Regions from separate parts of the Homo sapiens genome. Here region 1 is linked to region 2. The links are chromatin contacts, found by Hi-C in ENCODE. All regions are on one chromosome and are shown on one strand. Each heading gives the region's core, a stretch centred on a gene start or an enhancer-like site at or near the end of the contact. The rest is flanking DNA. Distances are from core to core; before and after follow the strand shown. Region 1 holds the start of AIG1 (androgen induced 1). Region 2 holds the start of LTV1 (LTV1 ribosome biogenesis factor).

What was found. A loop is a pair of places that touch in the nucleus more often than their neighbours do. Pooled maps may share reads with other maps.
Region 1: a loop to region 2 is called in a map of tibial artery, with 6 times the contacts of the local background. The contact joins the promoter of AIG1 here to the promoter of LTV1 in region 2. A Hi-C loop is called at or near these places in 3 of 168 maps with a recorded cell type or tissue (CD4-positive, alpha-beta T cell, naive thymus-derived CD4-positive, alpha-beta T cell and tibial artery), 3 of 37 single-sample maps with no recorded cell type and 11 of 50 pooled maps.

Annotation. Positions count from the first base shown.
Region 1 is chr6:143,059,265-143,064,166 of GRCh38, reverse strand. AIG1 (androgen induced 1) reads right to left here and starts at 3,278. Exons shown (of 6, transcript NM_016108.4): 1 at 3,101-3,278. The coding sequence starts at 3,241. RefSeq lists enhancers at 2,739-2,788, 3,389-3,518, 3,344-4,282 and silencers at 2,979-3,048, 3,299-3,388.
Region 2 is chr6:143,840,179-143,845,033 of GRCh38, reverse strand. It overlaps LTV1 (LTV1 ribosome biogenesis factor), which reads right to left and starts at 1,696. Exons shown (of 11, transcript NM_032860.5): 1 at 1,554-1,696; 2 at 417-548. The coding sequence starts at 1,556. RefSeq lists enhancers at 1,193-1,262, 1,453-1,662, 1,843-1,892.

The sequences.
Region 1 (4,902 bases), core at 2,029-4,528, 780 kb after region 2:
TTTCCCTTTGCCATGTAACCTAATGTATTCACAGGTTCCTGGCATGAGAATGTAAACATCTTTGGAGGCCCATTATTCTGCCTACCACACCAAGACAGTGTTCTTTTTCCATTTACTAACTTCAATTTTCCAAAAACACCTTAGTTCTCTTACAGTTTCTCAATACTAGGAAAAGAAACCATTGGAGAATAACAGTATAAGATTACTGGTAGCAACAATGTGTATTTCAGTTTTTGACCATAAGCTCTGAATCTACTGGAATGACCCTCATACCCAAGGAGAGAAATGAATACAGCCAGAATGGCCACTGCCACATAATCATCTGCTCCTGGATGCATAGAGCCTGAGATTCCTGACTCAGATCCTGGTAAACTGAAGCCATGGAATATGGAATCCAACTGTGGCTATCAGGATAAATGATTCCTGCAATCCAAGTTGGCTAGAAAAAAGGGCCTTCACATTACAATTTTAAAAAGTTAAACTCTTGCAAAATTACTCCAATAAACTTAGACTCATTAATATTGTACAAGGCACTAGGTAATAAAGTTTACGGTCTTTTTAACATTAAAAGTGAAAAGTAAAATGGCTAAATTATAGTAGCCTAATCATTTCATGCCATTACTGAGGATTGACAGGTTGGTTGTTTTAACAGCTGTACAATGCTTAAGCTCTAAGGATTCTAAATCTCAAATAATAAAAAGAATAACACTTTGCATGAATGTTTTTATGAATATATCTCAGACATACTTTCTCACAGGCACTCTTTGTTAAAGATAATTATTATGTTTCAATCAGGAGCCACAGAGTAAAAAATTACAACGCTGGCTAAAGGTCCTATACAATCTGAAGCTAAATATGAAGCAAAGTAAATGTTTCACATTTGAATCTACTGTCTGACTTCTGGGATAGAAAAAGTCCTGTATGGTGATTAGTATTTAAAACAGGCAAGTCCAATCATTGAATGCTAAAAGATAAATTATATGACAGCATATCAAGCTGACTCTACTATGGTTTCATGTCACACAAAGGTTATGAGAGGTATATCATTTCTTCTGAGCCTTGTTTTTCAATGCACAGTAAGCAATGCTAATTATGAAAAGCAGGCATCTCTTGGGTTAACCAACACCCTCAATTTCTACCTCTGTTCACCTGCTGACCCCTGCCTTGCTCCCACAACACAGCATCTACTGCAAGAGTGATGCTGAGGGCTGTTTCTAGAACCTATGGCTCCCACAGCATCTCTGTATTCTTGCCCAGCACTGCTCTTTAGCAACATTCAAATAGGCCAGCTCTAAGTAAGATCTGACTTAGGAATGGGATAAGGCAGTGTCCCAAAAGGAGTTTTGCTCACATAGCCCCTCAAAGAATTCTGAAAATCTATGCACATATTTTTAAATAACATCTCAACATCCTTAACATAGTTAAGTGTAAACACTTGAAAAAGGGACATCTTTCTGGCGCTCTATGGGTGGTATGCTTGCTTCATATACATATGCATCAGAACCTCAGGGTTGCAGATTTAGCTCATTCAGTATACAGAAAATGTCTGCTACACAACATAATTGGCAAAGCCAATCCTCATTGACAAGCCAATCAACCCAATAAGACTTTCTGTCAAGGCAACTCCGACATTGTTGTTCAATCAAATATAAAGATAGCCCTGGTGACAACCATCTATCTTCTGGAAGCTAAAAGGAACAGACAGAAAAGCACACCTCAGAGTCTTGTCACGGGCTCCTCACTTGGATGAATGGGGAGAATGAAAGGAGAACTGGCAGGCATCACGCATGTTCAGAGGGAAATTAGTTTCAAGCAGAGTTGGAAGATGAGGATCTGAAAATTAAAACCCTTGCAACATTCTATACCCTGTGAAGTCTTGTGGGCCTAAGGGTATGTGCACAGTTTGGAGACTGCTGGGCAACAGAATTGAAATTCCACTCTGAAAGTATCTAATATAATGCAAATATAAGGTGTTATTTTTAAACCAAAAGCCTCTCTGCATTTCTTTGAGGCATCCTAAGCCTTTGGAAATTTTTAAAACAGGTATCATGTTCTCTTCATCAGAATGGAGGGTCAACAAGAGATTATAATCTTGCTGGTGTAGCCAACCAACTGTATAGTCTTGGATAAACAGTTCAGGGAGTCCCAGGAATTGGTTCTACAATTTCTCTGAGTGCTTTAGAACTTCATTGCTTTTGTTTTAAGCCTCTTCCTAATAATCTTTTAGCGTGTGTCTTAGTCACCTTTACCCTGAAATTCCTAGGTCCATCCATGAGTTCATTATTGGGCCTTATGCCCATGTTCTGTTCTCCAGGGAGGTTGAAGAGGGCCTTTTAGTGCCAGAAATAGAAAAACTTTCAAAATGATATACTAATAATAACCTGCACCTGTCAAGATTATCATATTGTGCCAACAGAGGAGCTGCTTATGCAAACTACTGTAAATTTGTACATGGGAAGACAGAGAAGTGTGTACAGTCACCTTGGAAATGCACTTTGAACATCTCTGTCTCCTAATATGTACGGGGTAAAGGTTGAAAGTAAATTATTGACAATGGGGGAAAAAAACAGATGCAAAGAAGACAACTTTATTAGGTGCTTTCTCTCCCTTATGAGAAGGATTTGGTTCTTTCAGGTGAAGTTCCAAATCACTAGACAATACCCAGTTTCCTTCAGTTGCAACAAGTTCATCCCACGGTGGGTGCTCTGAAAAGCACCTTGAGGGCGAATGGGTCTCAGGCCATTCAGGATCAGGTCCGATGCTTTTGTTGAAGATTCTTCCCGTGTCACCTCTTAGAAGCAGTTCGGTGTCCCCCTCCAAAGAGCCCACCACCTGGCTGCGCCCCACCTCCATTTGTCCCCCAGTTGCCAGGTAAGGGTACCCAGCTACCAGGTAACGGTGAGTGGTTCAGAAGGTGCCGCTGCGGGGGCAGCCAGGCCTTCACACGCAATCACTGGGGAAGAGGCGAGGACACGGGTGGATGCTGGAGGCGCGCACGTGCGCAGGTGCTCGCGCATCCACACACACACACACACACACACACACACACGCACACACAGGCACGGGGTGCGGGGCGAGCAGGGGGAGGGGACGGCCTTACCAGATCAATGAACGTCAGGAATTTCCAGCTCCCTCCGTAGGTCTGGTGTGAGGGCATTTCGATGGCCTTGTAGTTACACAGGATAGAGCAGTAAGACAGCAGGATTGCCATCCGCAGCACCTGGCAGGGGACAAGCGCCATGTTCGCCAGAGGCCTGGACCGGCTGGGCGGCAAGGAGGGCGGGCGTGAGGGAGGCGCCGGGCGCGCGGGGGCGGGCGCCGTGGGAACCCGGGCGCGGGCGCGGGCGCGGGGCGGGGCGGGGCGGGGGCGGGGGCGGGGGCGGGGCGCGCGCCCCCGGGGACTGGCGCGGCCGCGAGCGCCCGGGTGACCTGTACTGGCCGGGCGCGGTTTGCGGACGCTCTCCACTGCCGGCCGCGGCCTGGCAGGCGGCGTGTCGTCATCTCTTTCGTCACCTTCGTCATTCTGCTCCTGCGTTCGCAGGGTCCCGGGACACCCGGCCAGGAGGCGCCCCCTAGGCATCCCAGGTGTGGATGCGACCTCTGAGTGCTACGAGGGCTCGGGAAGTGCGCGCTGATCTCCAGGGGGAAGCGGGCCCTGTGGCTAGTGGGCGCCGGGCCGGGCGAGGGGGCGGGGAACCTAGACTGAAGGAGTGGACCCCAGTGTCCACAAATGTTCCCGCCCCGGAATCGCGGTGACGCTTCCTGGGGTAGTTGCAGTTGGCCGAGAGCTGGTGCCCCGTGCGGAGGGATCCGGTGGGGGTGTGAACGTGGGGTGTAAACCCGAGCACAGGCAGCCGCGAGTGACTTTCAGTATTTTGGGGCAATAAGGTTTTCAGTGTTGACAAACGACTGTCAATCACTAGGAAACTCTCTCAATTCTGCTTTCAATGGGTAGGCTACGCAGCACTTTTCCATGACAGATTGAATAATGTCATATCAGTATATAACATCAGCTAGAATATGAACTTTGGACAAGAGGTTTATAGATAAAAAGCTATAAAGAAAGGATTTTCAAATAACTTTCTGCCACAAGATTGCATTCAGCTTTAAAAAATTCCAATTTTGGATGTAAAACCCCTGCGTGTAATTTAATACTAATCATCTGGTTGTTAAACTGGTTTTGCCCTTACTTTTTTCTTACACTACACTACCAGGGCTTAATGGAAGGAAAATAAATATAAACTGGAGTCCCTCCTGCCTTCCAGTAAATGTTGTCACACTGAAGTTGCATCAGTCTGTGGGCAACATTTTCATTTCAGCCAACCAGTTGCAGGTTCGGATTATGAAAAGGCAACATAGGTATTTCCTGTGGATCCATTTAAAACAGGTGTCCTCTTCAAATAGTCTCTGAGTCAGAGGATGTGGAGGGAGGGCTGGTGGGGAGAAGCATAGTGCTAGAGGTAAAGAGAAAGTAGCAAGCAAGCCATGGATGTTTTCCTGAATGTTTCCAATCAAGCTCTAAACTAAAATGAAGAGACCCACTAGATTTTTTTAATTGGCATTATAATTATGCTAATAGAACTGATGTCAGAAGAAGATTCTACTAGCATTAAAACGATGTATTATTGATGATTTTTGGTTAAATCTTAATGTAAAAGTTGGCTTTATTTTTTTAATTGTGCATCCTTGGTACATGGTTATAAACTGCCAAAAAAATAAAAATAAAAAAGAGTAGATCTATTGAAGATCTACCTACCTTAATAATGTGTCTGGAATTGGTTCCTGCCGGTAGATTAGTGGTCTCAGTGACTTCAAGAATGAAGCGGCAGACCTTGGTGGTAAGTGTTACAGCTCTTAAAGATGGCACAGACCCAGAGTGAGCGATAGCAAGGTTTATTGTGA
Region 2 (4,855 bases), core at 447-2,946:
ATAACATCATGCCGCATTGTAGCTGGTGCTTTGGTAAATATTTACCATTATTCTACAAGATTTGCTCGTTTAAACATCTCAAATAAAGATCTTTGTCTTCCCAATCAAAATAATGTGAATGATGTAAAAATCACCAATTGTACTGAAAATTAACTTATAGATTATTTCCCAGAATATCAGTTATCTGAGAATAACAGCTGGCTAACAATTTATTAAAAACTATTAACATAGCAAGGCGTGGTGGCTCATGCCTGTAATCCCAGCACTTTTGGAGGCCAAGCTGGGAGGACTGCTTAAGTCCAGGAGTTCGAGACCAGCCTGGGCAACGTGCTAAGACTCTATTTATTTAAAAAAAAAAAAAGAAAAAAAAAACTATTGTCTACCTACAAACTGACTGGCTAAAGAACAGGACCTACTTTTTGTGTGGGCAATAGAACCCTCTGGGGTGCACTCTCATCTGCTGCTAAAGGATCTCGTTGGCTCCGGTGGACCAAGTGAAAAGACACAGCTTTCTTCTTCTCTATAAAGGGCTTTTTCTTCCTGTGAGGCTTCAAAGGAACAAAATCACAACAATTAATTAAAACAGAACAAAAAGACGGAGAATAATTCCATAGTCCACACATGCATCTTTAGTAGTCATGTTAAAGATACTTTTTAAAAATCTACACTTCTAGGGCAGGCAACATCAGCTGTGTTCTGCAGAATCCATACTTAACCTTCCTTCAACAAACATTCCTTGAGCACCTACTTTGTGCCAGACCTTGTTATGGGAACTGAGAATACAGAAGTGGGAAAGTCAGATAAAGTCCCTGTTCTTAGCAAGAAAATCAAGATAATTTCCGGTGAAGAAAATATAAGACAGTGACGTGAAAATGCCTTAAAAGCTACTTTACACTGGCTGCTCAGGGAAGGCCCCTGGCCGACTGAACTAGAATGACAAGAAGCCTGCCACAACATAATCTGGAGTAGACAGCTCCACACAGAGCATCTACCAACCAGTAAATAAAATCACGACACAAACAGCTAAAGTTTAATAAGATCCATCACCTCTTTCTACATTCTTACTTCGCTATTCAATTTTGATTCTCTAAACTGGGAAACCAATTAAGTGGCTTTACTTTGGGCCCAACCTTATGCTCTCCCACAAGTTCCCTTTCTCAGAGGAAACAGACAGGCAGACACCTGCCACTCCAACGCTGAGGGAGACCAGCAGCTCCCTCTGCTCGACCCCAAGAAGCACAGGGTTGCGCGTTTGTGTCGGCAGTCACCAGCTTTTAGTTAACCGAAATCACGCAGGGCTGCAGGCTCCCAGGGATAAAACAAAAAGGCCATTCTCCTCTCCGGGCCACATCCCAGGGAGGCTCGGCGGTGGGAGACTGTAACTTGCAAAGAATGCCCACGGTGGTGACGTTGGCCCATTTCGGGGTACCGTGCCGCAAGCAGCCTCTGGCATGACCCAGACCCGGGCCGCAGTAGCCAAGGTATTACCGGAAGCAGCCTGGCCTCTGCAAAACCACAGCGCTCGGCCGCCGAAACAAGCAAGGCTTGCTCACCATGCTGCAGCCGCGCGGCGCTCACCCCCAACAGGGGCGGCGATGACACCCTCGAAGTCCGGCGGGGAGACCAAGGTCCAGCTGAAGGCCGCTTCTGTAGGCCTCACCACACGTGCAGCCCCAGGACCCGGCGATAACGTCACCCAGCCGGCCGTGGAAACGGACCAATCGCCGAGGAGCTGATGGGTCGCGACCGGAAGTTACATAGGCTCGCTGCGTCTCCACGATCGCGAGAAGCCACCGGGAGGTGGGGCTAGCTCGGCTCCCACCCCTGGGCGGGCTGTACTTTTCCGGCCTTTAGTCTCCCGCCGGGCAAAGGGAATCGTGGGGGTCCTTAACGTTGAGGCGCCACAGAGGGGTTTCTGCTTGTGGACGAACCTTTTATAGCTCCCTCTACGGAGACCAGAGGGGACGAATCTAGCATCCCCCTTGACTTGTGTCCCTTACCTATTCCCAACCATAAAAAACAAAGCCGCGGACACGGAAGGGAGGCGACCACCCCGCTGGGGTGCTGGGGTCGCCAAGTTTCAGGTTCCCTCTCCGGGTGGGGGCGGAGTCGGTTGCCGTAGCAACGGAGGCTGGGGCCTTGCCTTTATAGACTGCATCAGACTTGATCAGGTTATATTTTCCACTGTTTCATGAACTGCTTTCATCTGCCCTGTTAACCAAACCCCCGAGACTCTGTTAACTGTAGAGGCATTTGAACTAATAAAATATATTCAGAATCTCTGGTGTTTGAATGTTAACTTTCTCCCCCTGTTTAAACAAATAGGCTATAAGCACGCATTCTTAGGAAGATTTCAGGCCGGCGTTGGCGTACTCACATAGCTTTTCTTGGACGAAAGTGTGTGGTAAATGCAGTCACTTTCATCAGCAGACCTTTTTTTCAAATTTGTTTCCCCAACTTCCCAGTTTCTGGTGACCTCTCAATGAATGGCTTACCCTGGATTGTGTCTTTATGCCGTAGGCATTATCACTGTAAGTATTTGTGGAGTATTATTCTTTTATTACAGTAAAAATTATAGAAATAGGCCAGGCGCGGTGGCTCATGTCTGTCATCCCAGCACTTTGGGAGGCCGAAGCGGGTGGATCACCTGAGGTCAGGAGTTCAAGACCAGACTAGCCAACGTGGTGAAACCCCGTCTCTACTAAAAATACAAAACTTAGCCAGGTGTGATGGCAGGTGCCTGTAATCCCAACTACTTGGGAGGTTGAGGCAGGAGAATAGCTTGAACCCGGGAGGCAGAGGTTGCAGTGAGCTGAGATCATGCCATTGCACTCCAGCCTGGGCGACAAGAGCGAAACTCTGTCTCAAAAATATATATATATAGAAATAATTTAGGTTAGGACCATAAAACTTGTCTTAGGATATTGCTTTGTAACAGAGATAATACATAGCACTCCTATGTGCCAGAGATTCGTTGTTATTATTCATTATATAGAATTAAAAGATCCAAGGGGGCAGTTTTCATTTCCTTTCAATCAGTTGTACTTACTGCTGTATCATCAGGGGCCTGATGCATGGGGCATATATGCTCAGTAAGTATTTATTTAAATGAATTAATGTTCTGGCACTTTATCTGAATCATCTCATTTCATCCTCACTGCAACACTATGAAAGAGACGCAATTATCTTCAGCATCTTACAAATCCTAAAAATGAGGCAAGAGAAATACAAACTAAGTACTAAGCCCCCCAGCTGACTGAACGGACTCCCTTTTGGCCAAGGGGACCCAGAGTAACCTTGAAAACTGAGTTCTTGCTTTGCCTTGTTATATCCCCTCCCTCACTAACCAGGATCAGGCTTTCTTCCCTAAGGGATAAATAGAAACCATCCCTTTCAAAAGACTCCACCACTGATATCAGCCTGTTGCTGCCCTCCGTTTTGTGCGTAACAGACTACCCACTATGGAATGGTTCTGGCCAATCTACGGAGCAGGCACAGTAAGGGTTTTATTGGCCTCTACTTCACCTTTTGACATCAGAGGCTGAAAACTCTTCAGATCATGCTGATGCCCCATTGTTTGTACCTAGGACCCATGAAGGGGCAATGAAGCTCAATTGCACATGTACATGTTTCTCCTTTCATAAATATTCATGATTCCTCCTATAGCTTATTAAATATGTATATTCTGCCACCCTGCTTCCTCTCACTTTGTCCCTCCCTCAGAATGTATGTTTTTGGCTTCAGGCTGGAGGCTACGCTTCCCAGCCTGTCAGGCCACTCTGCAGGCTGAAACCCTTATGCACCTCATCGTTCTTTAGGTCAAAAGCATAAGAAAGTTACCTTCTGATATGGTTTGGCTGTGTCCCCACCTTGGTTTGGTTGTGTCGCCACCCAAATCTCATCTTGAATCATAGCTCTCATAATTCCCATGTGTTGTAAGAGGGACCCAGTGGGAGATAATTGAATCATGGGGGCAGTTTTCCCCATACTGTTCTCATGGAAGTGAATAAGTCTCATGAGGTCTGATGGTTTTGTAAGAGGTTTCCCCTTTCACTTGGCTCTCATTCTCTTTTGCCTGCTGCCATGTAAGACATGCCTTTCGCCTTCCACCATGATTGTGAGGCCTCCTTACCACTTGGAACTCTGAGTCCATTAAGCCTCTTTTTCTTTGTAAATTACCCAGCCTCCGGTATGTCTTTATCAGCAGTGTGGGAACGGACTGATACCCTTTCTTAAGGTCATATCACTAGTAAATGGCAGAGCAGAGATTTAAACCTAAGGAGCCTAACTAGAGCCTGGCCACCTAATCATGTTGCTTGTTTGTTTTTTTCTTCTGAGTAATATTCTGCTTTGTTTTTTCTGAGACAGGATCTTGCTCTGTCAACCAGGCTGGAGTGCAGCGGTGTAAACATGGCTCACTGCAGCTTGACCTCCTGGGCTCAAGCAATCCTCTAACCTCAGCCTGCTGAGTAGCTGGGACCACAGGTGTGTGCCACTATGCCCGGCTAATGTTTTTATTTTTTGTAGAGATAGGGGTCTCACTGTGTTGCCCAGACTAGTCTTGAACGCCTGGACTCAAGTGAGCCTCTCACCACAGCCTTCCAAAGTGTTGGGATTACAGGCCACTGTGGCCAGCCTGCTTACTTTATATATTTGTCATTCTAAACACTAAACACACAGTGCTAAGCACTTTTTATTCATGATGTCTAATTCCCTCAGCAAGCCAGTGAAGTACAATTAAATGACACTAAACCAATCTTGCAGATGTGAAATCTGAGGTTCAGAGAATTGAAGTTATTTACTTAAGGTCACACAGTAAGTAGAAAAGCCTAGAAGTGTAGTCCATCAGGCTTGT